2 separate regions of the Homo sapiens genome follow, and region 2 is linked to region 1. A link is an interaction called in ENCODE POLR2A ChIA-PET data of the cell type or tissue named here. Cell type or tissue: A673. All regions are shown on one strand. Each heading gives the region's core, and the rest is flanking DNA. Links, peaks and the distances in the headings are about the cores only. Region 1 overlaps BBS1 (Bardet-Biedl syndrome 1). Region 2 overlaps RIN1 (Ras and Rab interactor 1).

What was found. Peaks named below come from ENCODE experiments on the same cell type or tissue, not always from the same donor. Only the 100,000 strongest peaks of a DNase experiment are listed, where the experiment ranks them.
Region 2: POLR2A ChIA-PET joins it to region 1 with 9 read pairs; 2 of 35 experiments call an interaction of 5 or more read pairs at or near these places.

What each region holds. Positions count from the first base shown.
Region 1 is chr11:66,525,101-66,529,100 of GRCh38, reverse strand. It overlaps BBS1 (Bardet-Biedl syndrome 1), which reads right to left. Exons shown (of 17, transcript NM_024649.5): 12 at 2,909-2,978; 13 at 2,294-2,452. It also overlaps a transcript of ZDHHC24 not described here. Among named protein-coding and RNA genes, the nearest start is that of BBS1, 16 kb to the right of the region's middle. In A673, for the core only: no CTCF peak of the experiment used is centred there; no DNase peak of the experiment used is centred there.
Region 2 is chr11:66,320,729-66,331,749 of GRCh38, reverse strand. It overlaps RIN1 (Ras and Rab interactor 1), which reads left to right. Exons shown (of 10, transcript NM_004292.3): 10 at 1-1,509. Among named protein-coding and RNA genes, the nearest start is that of CD248, 9.2 kb to the right of the region's middle. RefSeq lists an enhancer at 4,704-5,453. In A673, for the core only: a CTCF peak has its summit at 3,234 (motif pointing right); a DNase peak (open chromatin) is centred at 3,239; H3K27ac peaks cover 2,339 bases.

The DNA of each region.
Region 1 (4,000 bases), core at 1-4,000:
CAAGAGTTTCACATTTTATGTGCTTTTTCTCTAGTACTTTTACAATTTATTTTTAATCTATCCAGAATTAATTTTTGTGGCTGGTATGAAGAAAAGGTCTGATTTTCTTCCTTTTTTTTTTTTTTTTTTTTTGAGACAGAGTTTCACTCTTGTTACCCAGGCTGGAGTGCAATGGCGTGATCTCAGCTCACTGCAACCTCTGCCTCCCGGGTTCAATCGATTCTCCTGCCTCAGCCTCCCGAGTAGCTGGAATTACAGGCACGCGCCGCCAAGCCTGGCTAATTTTTTGTATTTAGTAGAGACGGGGTTTCACCATGTTGGTCAGGCTGGTCTCGAACTCCTGACCTCAGGTGATCTGCCCACCTCGGCCTCCCAAAGTGCTGGGATTACAGGTGTGAGCCACCGCACCTGGCCGAAAAGGTCTAATTTTCTTTTCTAGAAGCAAGTTGTCCTGATTGTGTGTTTTTGGACAGTCTCACATCTCCCTGCCAATTCAAAATGACACCTTTCACACACTCTGACTTTCCACATGTTCAGGGTCAGTTTCTGGACTTCCTAATCCTGCCCTGATCTCCATTCTATTTCTGCATCCACACCACAGCTTCTGATTCCCACAGCTTGAGTTCATTTTGCTACCTGATAGGGTAAGTCCCCTCATTCTTATTTTCCCCAATCTTCTTAGGTTTACTCTTTGAATCAACTGGCCAGGTCCTTAAAACAAACCCCACTGGGATTTTAACTGCAACTTCAAGCTTTACAGCATTAGGTCTTCCCATCCTGCAACTTGGTAACTCTCTCCACTTAAGCATTCTTGAAGGTGGTCTTTTCTGTTCTTGAAGATAGTTTTACAACTTTATTAGACTTTGTACATTTTCTTTTTCTTTGAGACGGAGTCTGGCTCTTGTCACCCAGGCTGGAGTGCAGTGGCGTGATCTTGGTTCACTGCAACCTTTGCCTCCTAGGTTCAAGTGATTCTCCTGCCTAAGGAGATTACAGGCGTGTGCCACCATGCCCAGCTAATTTTGTATTTTTAGTAGCAAGGGGGTTTCACCATGTTGGCCAGGCTGGTCACGAACTCCTGACCTCAGGTGATCTGCCTGCCTCGGCCTCCCAAAGAGCTGGGATTATAGGCATGAGCCACCGAACCGGGCCTGCTTTCTTGAATCCAGGTCAACACCCTGTGCCTCTGCCTATATTACCCTGCCCTGCCCTGTCTGGGGGTCTGGCTATCATCTTTTAGGGTGAAGCCCAAAGTCACCTCGCTCTGAAGCCTTTCCCAAGCTTCCCAGGCAGAAGTCCTTACTCCCTCTGTGTGCTCCAAAAGCTCTTTGCAGAAACCCCTTCTACACATGATCATGAAGTTGGCCCCAGGTAGACTGAGTTCCTAAGGTAGGGACTATTATTTATTCTTTTTTTTTTTTTTTTTTTTTTTGAGACGGAGTCTCGCTCTGTCACCAAGGCTGGAGTGCAGTGGCATGATCTTGGCTCACTGCAACCTCCGCCTCCTGGGTTTAAGCGATTCTTCTGCCTCAGCCTCCCAAGTAGCTGGGACTACAGGTGCATGCCAACACGCCTGGCTAATGTTTGTATTTTTAGTAGAGACAGGGTTTCACCATATTGGCCAGGCTGGTCTTGAACTCCTGACCTCATGATCTGCCCATCTCCGCCTCCCAAAGTGGTGGGATTACAGGCGTGAGCCACTGCACCTGGCCCAAGGTAGGGACTATTCTAATTAAAGGCACCTGGCACAAGGCCTGGTGTAATCATAGGTACTGAATGAATGAATGAACGAACGATGAATGAATGAACAAATAAACGGGCAGGAAAAACTGGACAAGATGACACTGGTCAAATTCTACTTTTCTCTTTCTCTCTCTCTCTTTTTTTTTTTTTGAGAAAGAAGTATCATTATGTTACCCAGGTAGGTCTTGAACTCCTGGGCTCATGCTGTCCTCCCACCTCTGCCAAAGTGTTGGGATTACAGGCGTGAGCCACCATGCCCAGTCAAAATTCTACTTTCCTCATGAGAATTCCTGCGTTTGGAAGTGACTGCTCCCTTCCCTGAATTCTAAGGGCTCTTGCTGTCACCCACAGCACCTTCCAGCCTGAGGAACAGTGATTTGCAGGCAACGTGTACCTCCTAGGCTGTCCCTGGATTTGCAGAGGTGAGTGACCTACCTAGTTGGCCGAGATCTCCTCCCAGTGCACAGGGAGGCTGGGCAGCATTCCCCCAGCTTTGCTGTGTAGGAGCAGTGGAGGAGGAAGAAGGGAAAGGACCCAGTCTGAGGCTCACCGGTGCCAGCCTCCCGCTCTCGCAGTGTCTGATCCACGTAAAGCCGGGTCTTTCGGGGCACATTGAGTTTCATGGCCTGGGCTGGTGGGGGACCCACCTCACTTCCTCCCTCTACAAACACTGCTGTACGCTTCAGGATCTTGATGATCAGGCCACCACCTAGGGAAGTGGACAGTGGAAATGGATTTGTCCTCCCCAGTTCTACCCACATTCCCATTCTTTCTTCCCCAAACAATCTGCCTCCTATAGAGTTGCTTCTGTACACATCCGTCTTCCAGACGAGACTGTTTCTGGAAGTAACAAAGTGCATCTTAATAGTCTCTCATCATTAATTCATTAATCCACTTAGCAGTTATTTGTGGAGTACTGTGATGTTCCTGGCATCGTGGCAGGCACTGGGGATGCTGGGTGAACTAGAAAGATCGAATCCAGCCCAGGACCCAGCCCTTGGGCTGTCCCAGTGGAGGCCTAGCTCCAGAAGGACACTTCTGTAGGCCTTACTTTCCACACCCAGGTCCACCCATGCTTCATTTCCACCTCCTCCTCTTTCCCCAGAAGCAGGCCTGTCCCTTCACTCCCGACTTCAAAGCCCTTGCCAGGTCTGACTCCACTCACCTCGAGTGGTCATGATGAGGGTGTTGTCCTCCCGCCCGTACCGGCCAAAGCAAAGGCTGGTCACTGCATCCTATGTGGAGACGTCAGAGTTTAGTTGGGGAAATATCTTGGAGAGGAAAGCAAGACAGGGGATGGGTAGGGGAGGCCCCAGATATAATAGGTGAGAAGTGATAGAGACAGGCCTGGGGAATCGCTGCCTCTGAAATATTTCCTATATTTCTCATCTCCCCTCCAATCTCACTACCTCAGTTCCAGACCAAATATCACTGGCCCTCACTTTTGGGGTCAACCTCCTAATAGATCTCCCAGACTCGTCTTTCGGGTCTTTCTCCCCAGTCTGCCCTTCACAATGCTGCCTTTGCTACCTTTCAAAAACACAAATATGTCTGGTCTCTGATAGAAAACCTCCAATGGCTTTTGTTCTCTTTCTTAGGACACTGAAGGCCTTCCACATTTGACTCCAACCCGCCTTTTCTGTCAGTTCTCTCCTCTTTACCCTTCTTTCAACGAGCATACCACCGGCCCTCCCAGCACCTATGGCCCAAGCCAGTTGTTTGCAAATTTTATACTGTGACACAGGACAATTTACACACACATACACAGTTTCACTTGTGACATACTTTTTTTTTGAGATGGAGTCTCACTTCATTGCCCAGGCTGGAGTGCAGTGGTGTGATCTCCAGCTCACTGCAACCTCTGCCTCCTGGGTTCAAGTGATTCTGCCTCGGCCTTCCCAGTAGATGCGATTATAGGCATGCACCACCATGCTTGGCTAATTTTTCTATTTGTATTTGTAATTATTTATTTATTTTTGTTGTTTTGTTTTTTTGTTTTGAGACAGAGTCTTGCTCTGTGGCCCAGGCTGGAGTGCAGTGGCGCGATCTCAGTTCACTGCAACCTTTGCCTCCCAGGTTCAAGTGATTCTTCTGCCTCAGCCTCCCAAGTAGCTGGGATTACAGGTGTGCCATCACACCCGGCTTTTTTTTTTTTTTTGAGATGGAGTCTCGCTCTGTCACCCAGGCTGGAGTGCAGTGGTGCGATCTCGGCTCACTGCAAGCTCCACCTCCCAGGTTCACGCCATTCTCCTGCCTC
Region 2 (11,021 bases), core at 1,255-5,254, 200 kb after region 1:
TGCAAGCCTCAGTACTCTCATCTGTAAAGTGGGGACACTATTGCTGCCCTGCTCGGCTCCCAGAAGTGTCCCAGTGATCAAAATGGGTGATTTTGCTACAAGCAGAGCTCATGGCAGAAAGGGAGGGAGAGAGCTGGGCTGCTAACTCTCTCCCGGAGTCCGCTCTCTGCCAGACAGGGCTCCCACCTGCTGATGCCCAGTTCAGGGAGGTTATTCCCCTGGAAATCAGGCCCTGGGGAGAAAGTACCCAAGTTACAGTCTCTCCCCAAGATTTGGAGTCCTCCCAGGCCCTCCAGCATCTCTGGGGAGATCCACCAGCTGGCAGATAAGCTTCCAGAATGGAGAGGGGGCTCAGAAACCATGCTCTCTGCACTAAACTCTTGGCCCTCACAAAAGCTTTACTTGGCCATGACTTGTTGGGCCCACTGAGGGTCAGGAAAGTGACTCCCAGGATGTCATATAGCAAGTCCTTAAGGGTTCCCCCGCCCAAACCAGGGCATCAGGTTCCAACTCCACCCTCCATTCTAAGCCACCCACAAAGGCCGGGGCAGCCCCCAAGGAAGCCCAGAGCAGGCAGCAAATCCAAACAAGGAAAAGTGCCGACCACCAACCACGAGGGGGTGTGCACGGCCCGGGAATCTGCCGAGAGGGTGACCACCCAGGGGTGAGGGCGCCTCCAAGGCTGCAGCAGCAGAGGGGGTCCCGGGCCTTGCAGTCCAGCAGCATCAGGCAACCTGGGGACAGCGCAGGGGCCAAGGCCACTGGCCCCCAGGTCCCTTAGATTCTGGGGTCTGGGTAAGGCCAGCCTCTTGGGGGCCATCCCCAGGAAGGAAGGAATTGTCCCCTTATGGAGGATGACCCCAGAGGCTCTCTCCTCGGGCACTGAGCACAGAGGGGACGTCAGCCCAAATGTCAGACATGACAACTGGGAGGTAGAAATCGTGGACATTGGCTTTTTGGGTTTTTTTGTTTGTTTGTTTGTTTGAGATGGAGTTTTGCTCTGTCGCTCTGGCTAAAGTGCAGTGGTGCCATCTCGGCTCACAGCAACCTTCGCCTCCCAGTTCAAGTGATTCTCCTGCCTCAGCCTCCCGAGTAGCTGGGACTACAGGTGTGCACCACCACACCTGGCTAATTTTTGTGTTACTAGTAGAGACGGGGTTTCCCCATGTTGGCCAGGCTGGTCTCAAACTCCCGACCTCAGGTGATCCGCCCGCCTTGGCCTCCCAAAGTACTGGGATTACAGGCGTGAGCTACCACACCCAGCCAGACATTGACTTTCAGATGAGCAGTCCAGATACAGCCCAGTTGCACGGCTCCCATTTTTTTTGTCACTAGGCCACCAGCAGCTCTTCCCTCCCCACTTCCACGCCCTCCCAAGGTTCTCGCTGATAGGAAGTGTCCCGTTGGCTCTTCTATTCCCCTCCCTGTTTCACCACTCACCCCTAGTGCCTCACACAGTCCAATGCTGAGCACAAATGCCATAGGTGTTCAATAAATGTTGTTCACTGATTGGAGTTTGATAACCAGGAGTGAGGGACAGTGAGGCAGAAACCTGGGGAGTATAAGGGAGGACTCGGTTCTGGGAATCAAACACGGGATGTGTCAAGCTCAGTCCCAGAGGAAGGACCTGGAATGTTTGTAGAGGGTGCTCGGAGGATCCCAGGGGCCGGATGTACAACTGGCCTCATGGGAATGAGGCTCTGGGGCCTCTACAAGCCCTTCCCACCCTTGCCAGGCTCAGCATGACCTGACCCCCTCCCTGCCCTCCCCAGTGATGGGGCACCACAGGGAGCTGCTGCCTGGGTCTTGTGGTTTTTCTTCTCAAGAAACTCTGGGCTGGGCCTGGTGGCTCACGCCTGTAATCCCAACACTTTGGGAGGCCGAGGCCGGTGGATCACCTGAGGTCAGGAGTTCAAGACCAGCCTGGCCAGCATGGTGAAACCCCGTCTCTACTAAAAATACAAAAATTAGCCAGGCGTCGTGGCACACACCTGTAGTCCCAGCTACTGGGGAGGCTGAGGCAAGAGAATCACTTGAACCCGGGAGGCAGAGGTTGCAGTGACCCGAGATCACACCACTGCACTCCACCCTGGGCAACAGAGCAAGACTCCATCTCAAAAAAAAAAAAGAAATGAAAAGAAAACAAAAAAGAAACTGATTGGTCAGGGGTCCAGGCCAAATCAGCATCAACAAGATTATGATCCTGGGGCAGAGCCTCCAGGCAAGGCAGACAATGATAGGCCAGTGTAAGACCAGTCTCACTAGCCCCATTTTACAGATGAGAAAACTCAGACTTGCTCAGGGAAAGTGCCTTGTTACAGGACAAAGGGCTCAGACACCAGGTTCTGTAGTCCTTCAAAGCAGAGGGGCTGATTTATATGTCCACTCAGCACATCTATCAAACATCTGTTATAGGCCGGGCAAGGTGGCTCAGGCCTGTAATCCTAGCACTCTGGGAGGCCGAGGTAGGCAGATCACCTGAGGTCAGGAGTTCAAGACCAGCCTAGCCAACATGGTGAAACCCCATCTCTACTAAAAATATAGAAGTTAGCTGGGCAAGGTGGCTCACGCCTGTAGTTCCAGCTACTTGGGAGGCTGAGACTGGAGAATTGCTTGAACCTGGGAGGTGGAGGTTGCAGTGAGCTGAGATCACACCACTGCATTCCAGCCTGGGCGACAGAGCAAGACTCCAAAAAAAAAAATCAAACAACAACAACAACAACAGAAGTGTCTGTTATAGACCAAGCACCAAGCGCCCCCAGCTCCAGCCAAAGGGAAATAGGTCACATCTCTCCATTTGCATGGCGTGATCTGGGTGGTAACTGAAAGCTCACTGTGTCCTAGGGATTCCATGCCACCCCTTCCCCAGCCTTTGTCCTTATGGAAAAAGAAGCCAAGGCTCCAAGAGGTGACATGCCTGGCCCAGCGTCCGCTGCTGCAGGGCAAGACTGGAACTCTGACGTTTGGATCTATGAAAGAGCAGTCGGGTCATTTCCTTACTTGGAAGCATTGACCTTATCACTCCTAAAGTCACGGTGGTTCTGTATGCAAGTTTATTGTCTGTTTCCCTCACTAGAATGCCAGAGCCACCCCCACCTTGTTCGCAGTTAAATCTCAAGGGCCTTGAACAATGGCCGGGCCGGAACTGGCACTTGTGAATCTATGTGGAATGACTGATTCGGAAAGACGCAGCCTAAACTGTCCCTCCGCTTTCCTGGGTTGCAGGGTGGCGCATCCTTCATTGCTGCCACCAGGGGGCAGAGCGCACCTCATTCCTGGCCACGTGCAGGGTCCCCTCTGCTGAGGCGGAGGACCCAGGGGACTCAGTGCTCCCAGCCTGCTGCTAGGAGGAAAGCACCCAGTGGTGGGTCCCTGGGACCCTGCGAATGGGGGGTGAGGGAAGGGCTGCATATCCCTGGTTCTGTGGGCCAGTGTGCTCTAGGAACCAGGGGCCTACTGGTGGCCTGAAAGGGTTGCAGCAGAAGGCAGTCATTGAGACCCACCCTACCCTGCCACACCTTCAACACAGAGCATCTAGCACCCTGCCATGGCCTTGCAACCCATGTTCACACCCACAATTAACACACAGTGACACTGTCTGACCCACATTCCCACACAGGGTGCACATCCTGCCAGCCACGGGCACGTGCAACAACCCTGGGGCACCCCCAGGGTTAACAGGCACACCCTGACACTGTCAGCCATTCACTCCTGCGGGATGGGGTGCAGGGACACACTGGCGCCCCTCCTCCCAGACACACCCTGACACAGACCAGCCACCCACTCAGACATCCCTGGATCTGCAAACACTGAAATATTTCAGCACCCTTGTTCTTGGGTTCAGAGTGTGACTCCTGGACACACACATGGGGACAGGCTGACACAGAGACACATGGTGACCACCTACACTGGGATCCCATGATGCACTAGACCTACCTGTGCAGAACTGCCACCGGCACACTCCATCCCCCACTCAGACGCAACGGCGCACACTCTCCCGAGACACAGCACACGGCTGCCCCTTCCCACTCTCCAAGCATTTGAAGTGCAAACACACACAGAGACACACTCACAAAGACACACACAGAAACTCACAGAGACATACACACACAGACACACAGAGACACACACACACAGACACACATAGACACACAGAGACACACACACAGACACACAGACACACAAAGACAGACACACACACACATAGACACACAGACACACACACACAGACACACACAGACTTTTATACTTTGGAGCACACAGAAGCGGTCCAAGCCCTCTCCCGAGTCTCCTCACTCCAGCCCTGTCCTGTCCCACCACCACTCACCCACCCCAGCCCATGCTAGACCCTGGTGGGAGATGTGGGTTGCTGGAAAAGACCCCCATGAGGGGTGTGGTGACCCCACTAGCCAGGCAGGAGGCAGAGGCAGGCAACGCTGGGTGGGGAGGCCTGAGCTCATCAGATTCCAGCCTGAGTGATTCACAGGAAGAGCCTGGGGAGGACCCTGGAGGAGACACTGGCCCAGGGGCTGGGGCATTTGGGGCCTGAATGGGCTTTGGACCAGAGGGTCCTGGGTCCAGAGCGAGCCTTGAGTCTGGGGGCAGAGGACTTCCTGAGGGGGTGGCCCAGCCTGAAGGGTGCCTGCTGGACGCAGCCCCTGGGAGGGGCTCGGGGCTCAGCTGAGCCGCAGGATGAGACAATCGGCCCTTCCCACCCACCCCACCCAGGGCCAGGGCCCCTGACCCCACGCCTTCCAGGTCCTAGCAGCTGGGTGTCTTTAGCAGGGGTTAGGCCAAGGGTGGGGGCAGGGGTGTGGTGACCCTCTTGGCCCATTTTGGCCCCTCAGGCCCTCAGGCTGACAGCTCAGAGGCCCCAAAGGGCTGGGTCCGCCTGGCTGGGTTGGGGCCAACTGGGTTACAGCCCCGCACAGCCCTGCCAGGCGAGGCCTCTGCCAGAGAGCCGGGAACGCACGGGCTGTCCCCATGCCAGGGATGTTTTCCTGCTGAGATCGAGCCCTGTGCTTCTGCCACCCTCAGAACCCCTGTCTCCCAGGCCAGGCTGATGCTCAGAGGAGGTGGGGCCTGCAGCGCCCAGACCCAGCTGCAGGGTGACAGGAAGAAAGGATGGGGCTGGGGGCAGGGCGGGGGTGCAGGAAGTGCCTTTCTTGGAACTCTGCACAAAAATAGTCCATTCTGTCCCTACGCCGAGTCTCAGGGTCCCACAGGGAGGTGTGTGTCACCAAGGAGACCCTCAGCTGGGAGGGGCCGGTGCTGACCTTAGTCTGGCTTCTGCTAGCACCTCCCTCCCTCCCTCCACCCTCCGCCCTCCACCCCTCCACCCCCACTGCGGCCTCTGCCCCACTTTGAAGTCCTAACATAAATACCATGTCTGCTTGGGTTCCCCTTCCCGGCCTGGTCACAGCCCCCAGACCTGGCTTCCACCCCAGCCAGCCCCGTGGGAGTGTGGTGCCAGCAGACAAGAGGGAGGTCTGGACCACCCAGGGAAGGTGGCGAGCCAGAGACCCTGAGACAGAGACAGGGAGACACCGGTGGTGGAGGGGGAGACCAAAGTGAGCAGAGAATGGAGAGACAGACCCCAGAAACCAAGCAGGGGACGATCCTGAGGGCAGGAGAGGAGAGAGACAGAGACTCCAGAGACAGAGAGGGAAGAGAGGGGAGCAGAGAGAAAGAGACCCCTGCAGCCAGAGAGAGACGGAGTGAGACCCTGGGGACAGTAAGGGGCAGGAGGAAGAGGGCACAAGACAGGAAGCAAAGGGGAAAGTAAGAACCTTCAGAGAAGGTTCCAGAGATGGGGTGGGGGGAGGCAGGGACAGGGGTAGCAGGGGGAAGGATGTGGTGGAAAGAGAAGTGTCCCTGGCAAGTGGGACCAGCCATCTCGATTTCCTGGGATTGGCAGGGGTGTTGAGGGTGTCCCAGGACATGGGACTTTCAGTGCTGAAACCAAGAAAGTGGTCAGCAAACCTGGACGAGTTGGTTGCCCTGGGTGGTAGGCCTCTGGCAGACACCACGGGGACCACAGTGTCCACTCCACAGGCACCCCTTGCACAGGTGAGGAACCTGTGACCCTGAGAAGGGCTGCTCCTACACTGGGGCAGGAGGCCTGGGCCCTTCTAGCTCTGACACGTGCTCTGGGACTCCCTTTCTTGTGGGCAGATGGGGCCAGATGTTCAGGTCAGGCTTCTGCCACGAGAGGGAAGTGGGGTCCCAGCTGGGCCCAGGTTGGACAATCTGGGGGCAGCCATATGCTGCTCCCTCACAGCTGTGGGCACAGGTGTGGACTCGCGGGGACACACGCACATCACCCAGCTGTACACTCACAGCAGTCCCAGGCCTTTGCAAGCACACACATGCACACGCACACACACATGCACACACACATGCACGTGCACACACACATGCACACATGCAAGCATCCAGGAACACGAACATGGCCTCTCACCATGGTAAATACACCCCCAACCCTCAGCCCCCTTCGGTCGGCAAGATCCTTTACCCTCAGGGGCTAGGCCTGGTCTGGACCACACTTTTCCTGGGTCCCCCTTCCCCAAGCCTATTCCTCCCACCCGGCCCACTCCCCAGCACCACTGCCTCCCCTTCCGGCAGGGATCTCCCATCCAGAAGCACACAGGTTGGGGGGGAGGAGCAGGAGGCTGCAGTCGCTCCCTTCCCTCCCCAACTCCTGCCTGGGGTAGATGCCTGGACTTGGGTGGCAGGGACCCCCCAGCGCCCACCCAAGACCAGTGGCCTCCCACCCACCACACATCAAAGCTTCCTCCTGACAGTCCGAAGGCTGGGGTGGTTTGGGAAGAATTTAGGCGTGGAGGGAGGTGGGGGATGGGAACAGAAGAAAAGGAGAAAAGGAGGTGATTTGTACACAAAGCAATGTGCTGGCTCAGCGGCCTGGCGTGCCAAGGCCGTCCAGGACGCCTGCCTGGGGGGCGTCCCCTAATCACACTCGATACCCCACCCTGGCTGTTCCACTGGGCCCTCTCTGGGCCAGCCCTTCTTCAGGCCGCCCTCACCCTCACCCCCACAGGCCCACACATGGCATCCAAAACCACCATCTGCTTCTTGCCTGTCCCAGTAGCTGCAAGACAAGGCTCCTTCTCAGGCCATGGGCCTCTGTGTTCATGCTGTTCTTCAGATGAGCTCCCCTCATATGGGCCATGATCAGAGCAGGGAACCCCAGCCTCCTGACCCCTGATGTGAGCTGAGCCTGGCCTCCTGAGCTTGGAAGGTACATCGTCCCTACCCTCAGCCAGGGAGACATGTTGGCCTCAGAACCCAGCAGAAAACAGGCTGTTTGGTACCACGAGAAGCATCACACCTGATCCCTGCCAGTGGTAGTCTAAGTTGTCCTGTCCTGGGCTGCACTTCTGCAGAGCCGCGGAGTTCTGTTCTGAGCATGTCATTCATCATGGTGGCTGCTAGTTATGACTCAGGACCTCCCACTTCTGCCTGTGGCCCTATATCCAAACATGCATCTCAAAATCTTCTCATCCACACACCTGCCCACCTACCCATCTATCCATCCATCCACTTACTCATTTCTACATCCTTCCATTTAGCCTCCCGTCCACCCAACCACCCATCCACCTATTCTCCACGTAAACATCCTCCCACCCACCCATGCATCCATGCATCCATCCATCTATTCACTCTCCCACCCATGCATCCATCCATCTATCCACCCATGCATCCACCCACCCATGCCTTCATACATGCATGCATGCATCCATCCACCCACCCACCCATGCATCCATCCATTTGCCCATCTACTCATGCATCTACCCACCACGCACCCATGCATCATCTATGCATGCCTCTGCCCACTCATCCACCCACCCATGCATCTGTCCAGCCACCCACCCATGCATCTGTCCAGCCACATACAGCCCTATGCATGCATACATCTATCCATCCATCCATCCACCCATCCATCCATCTTCTGCCCAAGCATCCTTCTACCCACTCATACATCTGTGCATACATGCATTCATCCATCTACCCATCTACTCATGTATCCACCCACCCACACACCCATGCATTCACCCATCCATGCATCCATCCACCCACACACCCACCCCAGATCAACATCCATGTATCCACCCAGCCAGCCACCCCACTCATTCATTATCCATGCATGCATTCATCCATCCGTCCATCAGTCCATCCACTCATGCATGCCTCCATCCATCCATGCATCCATCCATCCATATATCCACCCACCCATCCTCCAAGCATTTATTGTATCAATTAGCATCTTCTCTCTGCTAGGCTGAAAGACTAGCAGGAAGAACAAGACCCCAACCAACCCCTCTCCAGCCCCTTAAACCCAGATCCCTGATGCTATGCCCGCTACATCCTCCAGCCTCACTAGATAAAACAGTTCTTGGGCAGCCTCAACCTTACCTCACACAACCTTGGGGAGGCTGCTGAGTGCTGGGCACCCTCCCGAACTGAGCAACCAGATACCTCTCCAAGTCTCATTCCCAATCCACCAGACGCTTAGCCTCACAGAGGCCAGAGGTGCCCCTTCCTGCCTTCTCCATCCCTCATGCTGGCTCAGGCCTCCTTCCACTTGCAAGTAGGCCCAGCCAAGACATCTGGAATTTGGCCTTTGACCTTTCTTCTCCTGCTTTGCCTGCTTGCCCCCCAACCCCTCACCCCCACAGAGGCTGGACTCCTGACCTCTGATCCCATCCACCCACTTGTCAGACGGCCTGCAGCCATCCGTCCCCTTAGACGCCCTAGTACTGGCCATTGCCCGACTCATGACTGGGCTCACCACACCCTTGGACCAGGCTCAGGACTGCCCCTAAGGAGCCTCTGGAGGCTGCCTCCCCCAGCCCGGCCCGCCCTGCCGCCGGGCTCTCCAGCCAGCTCCCTCCCCTTTCCCAGACTATTGCAACAGCCTCCTAACTGGTCCCTGGCCTCCAAGCCCCCTCCACCCACCACACACAAGCCACAGAGATCTCTCATCATGCCTCTCTTCCCCATGGCCTCCAGAAGGGAGCCCCGGACTTTTAGGGACAACTTCAACACCTTTCAAGACAGGCCCCTACTCCTTTTCTCCACTCCTTACTGTCCCTAACAATGTCCCTCACTTCAGCCTGGTGGAGTCCTTTGTATTCTCCAAACCCATCTTGAGCTCTGCCACCTCAGTAGTCTTGCCCAGGCTGTGCCTTCTTCCTGGTATGCCTTCCTCCCATCTTGTTTTTGTTTTTTCGAGATGGAGTCTCTGTTACCCAGGCTGGACTGCAGGGGGTGATCTCGGCTCACTGCAGCCTCCGCCTCCAGGTTCAAGCGATTCTTGTGCTTCAGTCTCCCGAGTAGCTGGGACCACAGGTACCCGCCAACACGCCGGGCTAATTTTTGTATTTTTAATAGAGACGAGGTTCCACCATATTGGCCAGGCTGGTCTCGAACTCCGGGCCTCATGTGATCGGCCCACCTTGGCCTCCCAAAGTGCTGGGATTACAGGCGTGAGCCACTGTGCCCTGCCCTGTCTTTGGTTTTTGACTTGAGGCCTAACTCTCAGAACTTTGCTCAAATGATGCCTGAGGGTGCTACAGCAAAAAGAGAACTGGAATAAGAATAAGGAGACCTTGGCTCTAGTCCCATTCCTGCCACCGACACTCTTTGAAACTCCTTGTACCTCAGTTTCCCCATCTGCAAAAAGGCCTGCCGATTGCCAGAGGTGGTCTGACTTCATGTGGAAGGCCAGTGAGTGTTGGGGACAAGTGAGCTTTGGCTGCAGGAAGAATCCCAGCTCCCCACTGCATCTCCCTGAGCCAGGTTCATCACTTCTTTGAAGCTCATTCACGAGGCATCGTGAATGAGTCAGGAGCTTTCTAGGCTTGGGGATAGAGCAGGGAACCAAATAACAACCCTGCTCTCATGGAGCTCACAGTCTCCAAGGGCAGAAGTTCTCCCCTGGGGGTGATGCTGCTTCCAGGGAACATGACATTTGGCAATGTCTGGAGACATTTTGGATGGTCCAACTGGAGGGATGCCACTGGCATCTACATAGGAGCCAGGAACACTGCTAAACACCTTGCAATGCACCACGCAGTCCCTACAACAAGTAATTACCGAGGCCTGAATACCAGTAACTCCAAGGTTGAGAAACACTGGCTAGGGGAGATTTGGGCCATAAGCAATAAGCAAATCCACAAGTAAATTTCTTTTTCTTTCTTCCTTCCTTCCTTCCTTCCTTCCTCTCTCTCTTTCCTTTCCTTCCTTCCTTCCTTCCTCCCTCCCTCCCTTCTTCCTTTCCCTTCCTTTCCCTCCCATCCCCACCCCTCCCTTCCTCTCCTTTCCTTCTTCCTTCCCCTTCTTTCTTCTCCTTTCCTTCCTTCCTTCTCTCTTTCTCTCTTTCTTTTTAAAAAATTTTTTTTATTATTATTATACTTTAAGTTTTAAGATACACATGCACAACGTGCAGGTTTGTTACATATGTATACATTTGCCATGTTGGTGTGCTGCACCCATTAACTTGTCATTTAGCATTAGGTATATCTCCTAATGCTATCCCTCCCCCATCCCCCACCCTACAACAGTCACCGGTGTGTGATGTTCCCCTTCCTGTGTCCACGTGTTCTCATTGTTCAATTCTCACCTATGAGTGAGAACATGCGGTGTTTGGTTTTTTTTGTCCTTGCGATAGTTTGCTGAGAATGATGGCTTCCAGCTTCATCTATGTCCCTACAAAGGACATGAACTCATCATTTTTTATGGCTGCGTAGTATTCCATGGTGTATATGTGCCACATTTTCTTAATACAGTCTATCATTGTTGGACATTTGGGTTGGTTCCAAGCCTTTGCTATTGTGAATAGTGCCGCAATAAACATACGTGTGCATGTGTCTTTATAGCAGCATGATTTATAATCCTTTGGGTATATATCCAGTAATGGGATGGCTGGGCCAAATGGTATTTCTAGTTCTAGATCCCTGAGGAATCACCACACTGACTTCCACAATGGTTGAACTAGTTTA